Regions from separate parts of the Homo sapiens genome. Here region 1 is linked to region 2. Evidence: chromatin loops called from intact Hi-C (ENCODE). Cell type or tissue: dorsolateral prefrontal cortex. All regions are shown on one strand. Links, peaks and the distances in the headings refer to the core of each region. The heading gives the core; the rest is flanking DNA.

The links. A loop is a pair of places that touch in the nucleus more often than their neighbours do. Peaks named below come from ENCODE experiments on the same cell type or tissue, not always from the same donor. Only the 100,000 strongest peaks of a DNase experiment are listed, where the experiment ranks them.
Region 1: a loop joins it to region 2, with 7 times the contacts of the local background. A loop is called at or near these places in 5 of 110 quality-filtered maps.

The regions. Positions count from the first base shown.
Region 1 is chrX:40,419,456-40,422,369 of GRCh38, reverse strand. No RefSeq gene overlaps it. Among named protein-coding and RNA genes, the nearest start is that of LINC03099, 160 kb to the right of the region's middle. In dorsolateral prefrontal cortex, for the core only: no CTCF peak of the experiment used is centred there; a DNase peak (open chromatin) is centred at 1,269; H3K27ac peaks cover 1,691 bases; H3K27me3 peaks cover 2,094 bases.
Region 2 is chrX:40,471,263-40,474,176 of GRCh38, reverse strand. No RefSeq gene overlaps it. Among named protein-coding and RNA genes, the nearest start is that of ATP6AP2, 110 kb to the left of the region's middle. RefSeq lists enhancers at 1,684-1,863, 2,104-2,153. In dorsolateral prefrontal cortex, for the core only: a CTCF peak has its summit at 1,641; DNase peaks (open chromatin) are centred at 1,636 and 2,076; H3K4me3 peaks cover 333 bases; H3K27me3 peaks cover 2,327 bases.

The DNA of each region.
Region 1 (2,914 bases), core at 106-2,605, 52 kb after region 2:
TTCTCGTGTGTTAAAGTTTAGAGATAAACAGTTCAGCATGGAAATGGCTGTTGTTCTAAGAAGATCTCAGAGACCCAGGCTCCTTTCAGCCTACCATTCCAGATCCCAACATTGATGAAGGTGAAGCCCTTGTTCTCATGGTTCATGATAGTGGCTAGAGCTCCAGCCATCACATCTACATTCCAGGCAGCAAAAGATGAAAACTAAAGGAGGCAATGGTCAAATATCAGCCATCTCTTAAGGAAGGTTCTTGGAAGCAGCCACATTGTCACTTCCACTTGTAATCCAATAGCCTGAACTTAATTACATGTCTATGCCTACCTGCAAAGGAGGCTGGGAAATGTAATCTTTCTTCTAAGTGGCCATGTGCCCACCTGAAAATCAGGGTTTGAGTATTATGTTAGAAGGGGATGTAGTATACTGGGGAACAGTCTCTGTCATAGATAGGCTTATGCATCTCAATATCCTAAGCAACTCTAGTGGAGCTTGACACACAGCATCAAGGAATGAGAGGTAAGATAGCAGAATGGGTGAAAGCACAGATTCTGGAACCATCTGCCTGAATTTGAATTCCAGCTCTGCCACTTAACTAGCTGTGTGACCTTCGGCAAGTCATTTAAACTCTCTGAGCCTCAGTTTTCCTATCTGTAAAACGAGGATAATAATAGCGGACAGGGTTATTGTGAAGGTTAAATAAGTTTATCAATGTAAAGCCTTTAGAACAGGAACTGGTACATAGCATGTGCTATATAAGTAGTAGCTACGGTTATTATTGTGGTGGTGTTGGATGAACAAATGGTCAAACTGAGATGTTACCTGTTAAGGAGCAGCTGGGTCTGAGGTTTCTGATGGCACAATGCCTTTATCTAAGCCTAGAAGCTGTGGTTGGTGTGGAAGTCCCCAAATATGGCCGCCCATAACTCCCATCAAGAGGTAGAGACTTATTTCCCTTCCCCTTGAATCTGGACCAGCCTTGTGACTTGCTCTGATGAATAGAATGCGATGGAAGTGACCTCGTGCCAATTCCAGGTCTCAGCCTTAACAGGCCTGGCAGCTTGTGCCTTTGTTCTCTTGGCAGCCCACTGCCATATAAAGAGGTCTGGCTGCCGTGCTGGAGCATGAGGCCATGTGGAGGGAGAAAGGCCCTGGGGGATGGAGACTACGAAGGGAGAGAAAGTGAGACCCAGCCAGCCTTTAGCCATTTCAGTCCCAGCTACTAGGGTGCCAGACATGTGAGGGAGGCCGGTTGGATGTTCTGGCCCCAGTCAAGCTCCCAGCTGACTGCAGCTGCATGAGTGACCCCAGCCAATACCATGTGGAGCAGAAGAACTGCCCAGTCAACCCACAGAATTGAAAGGAACAATGACTCATTGTTTCAAGCCATTCAAGCCATTAAGTTTTGAGGTGGGTTGTGGAATAGCAACAGAAGCATACCAGGGCTCAATGCCTGATCTTATCCTGCTCTCAGGGCCCACACCTTCCTGTGTCAATTTTCTGTCTCCAGTTCCTGCAAGACTAGGGCAGAATCTGGGGGTTCTAGAACAGCCTTTGCCCTTGAGTCTTAGGAAGACAGAGGCAAAAGCTTTGCCCCTTATTTCCTCTCTCTAACAAAAATAAGGCAAGAATATTTGCAACCTGGTGACCCTTCTGAAATCTTCTGAGGCCAGATGAGATGAATTTTGAGTTTGAGGAGCTGAACTCTGAAATTTCATCTTCAGAATACTCTGAATTCCAGCATGCACGTCTCTTTGGCCCATTTTTCATTAACACATTAAAATAAAATCCATTAAGACATATCACTTCAGTTGGAAACTTGACCAGAACTGAAGTTGACTAGAGTCATCATCTCCCCTATTTGCAGAACTCATTAGAATATCCAAAGTAATTTTCACCTGCATCATCTTACTTGATTTCTACAATGAGAAAAGGCTTCTCTAACCAAACCACTATGGTAAATATGATCACAGTGGAAAGAAGGTTTTTAAAAGTATGCAAATAGGACCACTAATTACAAATGAATCTTTAGCTCATCAGCAAGATACACTCCTCAGCTGATGACAACATCTGAACATAAAACTCAAAACAGGGCTAGGGGCAGTGGCTCATGACTGTAATCCCAGCGCTTTGGGAAGTTGAGGCAGGAGGAAAGCCTGAGGCCAGGAGTTCCAGACCGGCCTGAGCAACATAGTGAGACCCTGTTTCTACAAAGAATAAAATAAATTATCCAGGCATAGTGGCACATGCCTCAAGTTCTAGCTACTCAGAAGGCTGAGGCAGGAGGATTGTTTGAGCCCAGGAGTTCAAGGTTACAGTGAGCTATGATTGCACCACTGCACTCTAGCCTAGGCAACAGAGTGAGACCCTATCTCTAAAAATAAAACAATAGGTAATTAATTAATTGAAAACACTCAAAGAAAAGCTTTTAGTTAACCCTATCTTTTATTAAACTGGCCATCCTCTAAATTCATCAAAACGAGTGAGGTTCACAGTATTGAATATCAAAATTTCTACTGCTCATACATTTCCGCAATTTTCAAGGCACCCAGAGTTTTTTGAGTACCCATTTCTCACTGGTATGAGGAACTTGGTACCTATGGCCATTTTAAAACATGGCCCCTAAATTCTTTGATACTACTCCCATCAACAAACTAGGTTCTATCTCCCCTGCCCTTGAATCTGAGTGGGCTCATAACTGCTTCAACCCATAGACTATGACATGTGATATCATGTGATTTCTGAGGTTGGGCCAGAAAGGTACATGCAATTTCCACCTGATTCTCTTAGGACAGTTGCTATGGGGGAAGCCAGTTGTCGCATAAGAAATCCAACCTTCCCAAGACTGCTGTGCTGATGAGGCCAAATGTCGATGCTCTGGGTGACAGCTTCTCCCTGCAGAGGCACCAGACATATGAGT
Region 2 (2,914 bases), core at 299-2,798:
CAGGAGCCTGGCTGCATGGCCTCAGTCCCTGCCTCTGCTCTGTGGGAAATCAGCTCACTAGGGTTGGTATTGCTGATGACACCATTTTAAGGATGCCCCAGGAACTGGGTAGTGCAGGTGGCCTTGCTGACTAGCAGGAAGTTCCTTCTTCAGTCTGACCTAAGTCACACATCATGTTTCGCACTTACATTTGCCCAGAAAGGGTTCACAAACAAAAGCATTCTGGAACCTTCCGGAGAAAAAGACAATGTTTTTCCCTTGCCAATGCTCCATCCTGTTTTAACCTATATGCTTTACTGTTATTCAAGTATGGTGAGGCCAGCCATTATGGATGACCATTGCCATTAAAATGGAGACCATTGCCATTGAAAAGGCAGTTTGCTATACTCACAGATCCCAACAGGAGGGGGCATGCCACTCCATGGGTTGGGGAGGGGAGACCACGAGGAAGTGCTCAGTTTGATCAGGAAGCAGAGGTCGAGGAGGAAATGGTGGGCACGTACCTTTGTTGTGGTTTCTGCGGCAAGGAATGGGCCAGGCAGCATGAGCAAGTTTATGATTGGCTAGTTTGAATAATTTCAGTGGGCTCTGGGGTGTAGGGGCTGTCCCAGGCTGTCTAGTGGCTGGCCCTGGGGTAATTAGGGCTAGGAGTACGCTGTTAGGATAGCGGCCACTATTAGGATAGTGGCTTGGAGTGTGAGAGGCAGGAGCTGCTTCCTCTATTTAGGAATTGGCTAACTCTAAGAGGGGACAGTGCCTCCAAGGTCAGCAAGGCCCCGGTTGTCAGAGCATCAGAAAAGAAGAGACATGGTCGAGACCAGCCTGGCCAATATGGTGAAACCCTGTCTCTACTAAAAATACAAAAGTTATCCCGGCGCGGTGGCGCGTGCCTGTAGTCCCAGCTACTCGAGAGGCTGAGGCATAAGAATCGCTTGAACCTGGGAGGTGGAGGTTGTAGTGAGCCGAGATCGCACCACTGCACTCCAGCCTGGGTGACAGAGTGAGACTCCGTCTCAAAAAAAAAGAAGAAGAAGAAGAAGAGACATGGTTAATACATGTCCTGTTTCATTGTGCGTGGTTTATACTGATTGGAATAAGGTTCAGCTTATTATTGTGATTTGAAACCCACTGATAGCATGTTTTCAGCAGTACTATTAATTATAACAGAAAAGGGAAACAACCCAAATGTCCATCAGTATAAGAATGGTTAAATAATGGGCTAGCCATACTGTGGAATACTCTACAGCAAATACAAAAAAGACATACCTATGTGCACCGATACTGACTGCTCATGAAGATGTGTTAAATTTTAAAAGTTGTAGAGCCATTCACACCGTATAATCCCATTTATGTAAAAACAAAATGAGTAATAACAAACCTTTTGGTGGCATACGTACCTACATGTATATAAATACAAAGAAAAGACTATCTGGAAGAACGTACACCCACGATGAACAGTTTTGACCTCTGGGGAGGGTGTGACAGGTTGATTTCTCATGGAAGCAGGTGCTGAGGTGGAGTAAGGAGGGCCAAGGGTTTGTTGGAAGTAGCACCGCGGAAGGAGGAGGGGAGGAAGAAGGACGGGGCAGGGAGAGCCATCAGGTGGCAGTGCAGATCTGAAAAGTCTCTGCTAGCCCAGCGGGAGTTCCGAGCAAAGGTGCTCATCAGAGGAACCCTGTCTAATTCAGAAAGGGCTGGCCCTGAGTACCACCCGCCTTGCTCAGCCGCTTGCCGGGGAACACGTGGGAAAGGTTGAGGTGGGCCCTGAGGCTGTCTGCTCACAACACTCGGAGAAGTTGCACAGCAGATGTGCTCCTGAAGGGGATCGGAGCAGCTCAACCCCACGTCTGCCACAGAAGGCTTGGGGTGTGGGGAGGAGGAGGGGCCGGGGAAATGTGTACTTTCCTGGCATTTGACTTTGCGCCTGGAGACTACTGATGTATGCAAGTTGTAAACAGAGGGAAAGACAGAGAATCTAATTGGCTCCTGCCTGTGACTCCTCCTCCTTCTCGCAAGTCCTCACATGCTCTCAGCAGCTGCAGGGGCCCAGGAATCCACCCAGCTGCAGCATTTACTGTTTCTTGTCGTCTGGCTTTAGCTCAGAAGACCATATGCTCACATCCACTCTCTCCTCCTCTGACTACACCATACTAGCATAGTTAACATTCCTTTCTAGGAACAGTTCAGTGGCACTGTGCAGGCTCAGGATGCCAGGTGTGATACGAATGCTGGGGAGAGAGAAGCAATAGCTTAGGTCCTCGCAGGGGAGATGGAGAGTCACACATTTGCAGCTTCACACTTTTCAGGGCAGTATGTGCTCTGTGCTGAAGGAGAAGTTCAAGGAAGGGTCATTAGCAGGCATGACTCTGACCACCCCGAGCATGGTTCAGGTCAAGGCACGCTTCTTCAATGGGTGGCATTTGGACTTGGCCTCAAAGGATAGAGAAGGAAGGAAAGAACATTCCAGTAAAAGGGAACAACATGAATATAGACAGAGAAGGGGCCGGGTGCAGTGGCTCACGCCTGTAATCCCAGCACTTTGAGAGGCCGAGGCAGGCAGATCACCTGAGGTCAGGAGATCAAGACTAGCCTAGCCAACATGGTGAAACTCCGTCTCTACTAAAAATACAAAAATTAGCTGGGCGTGGTTGCAGGTGCCTGTAATCCCAGCTACTCGGGAGGCTGAGGCAGGGGAATTGCTTGAACCCAGGGGGCGGAGGTTGCAGTGAGCCGAGATCATGCCATTGCACTCCAGCCTGGGCGACAAGAGCGAAACTCCGTCTCAGAAAAAAAGAAAAAAAAGACAGAGAAGGGGAATATGCAACAGATGTATAGACTCCAATCTAATTCAAAAGTCCAGAGATCATACTGCCTTCAGACAAGTCCCAACCCAATATCTCTCAGGGTTGGGCTT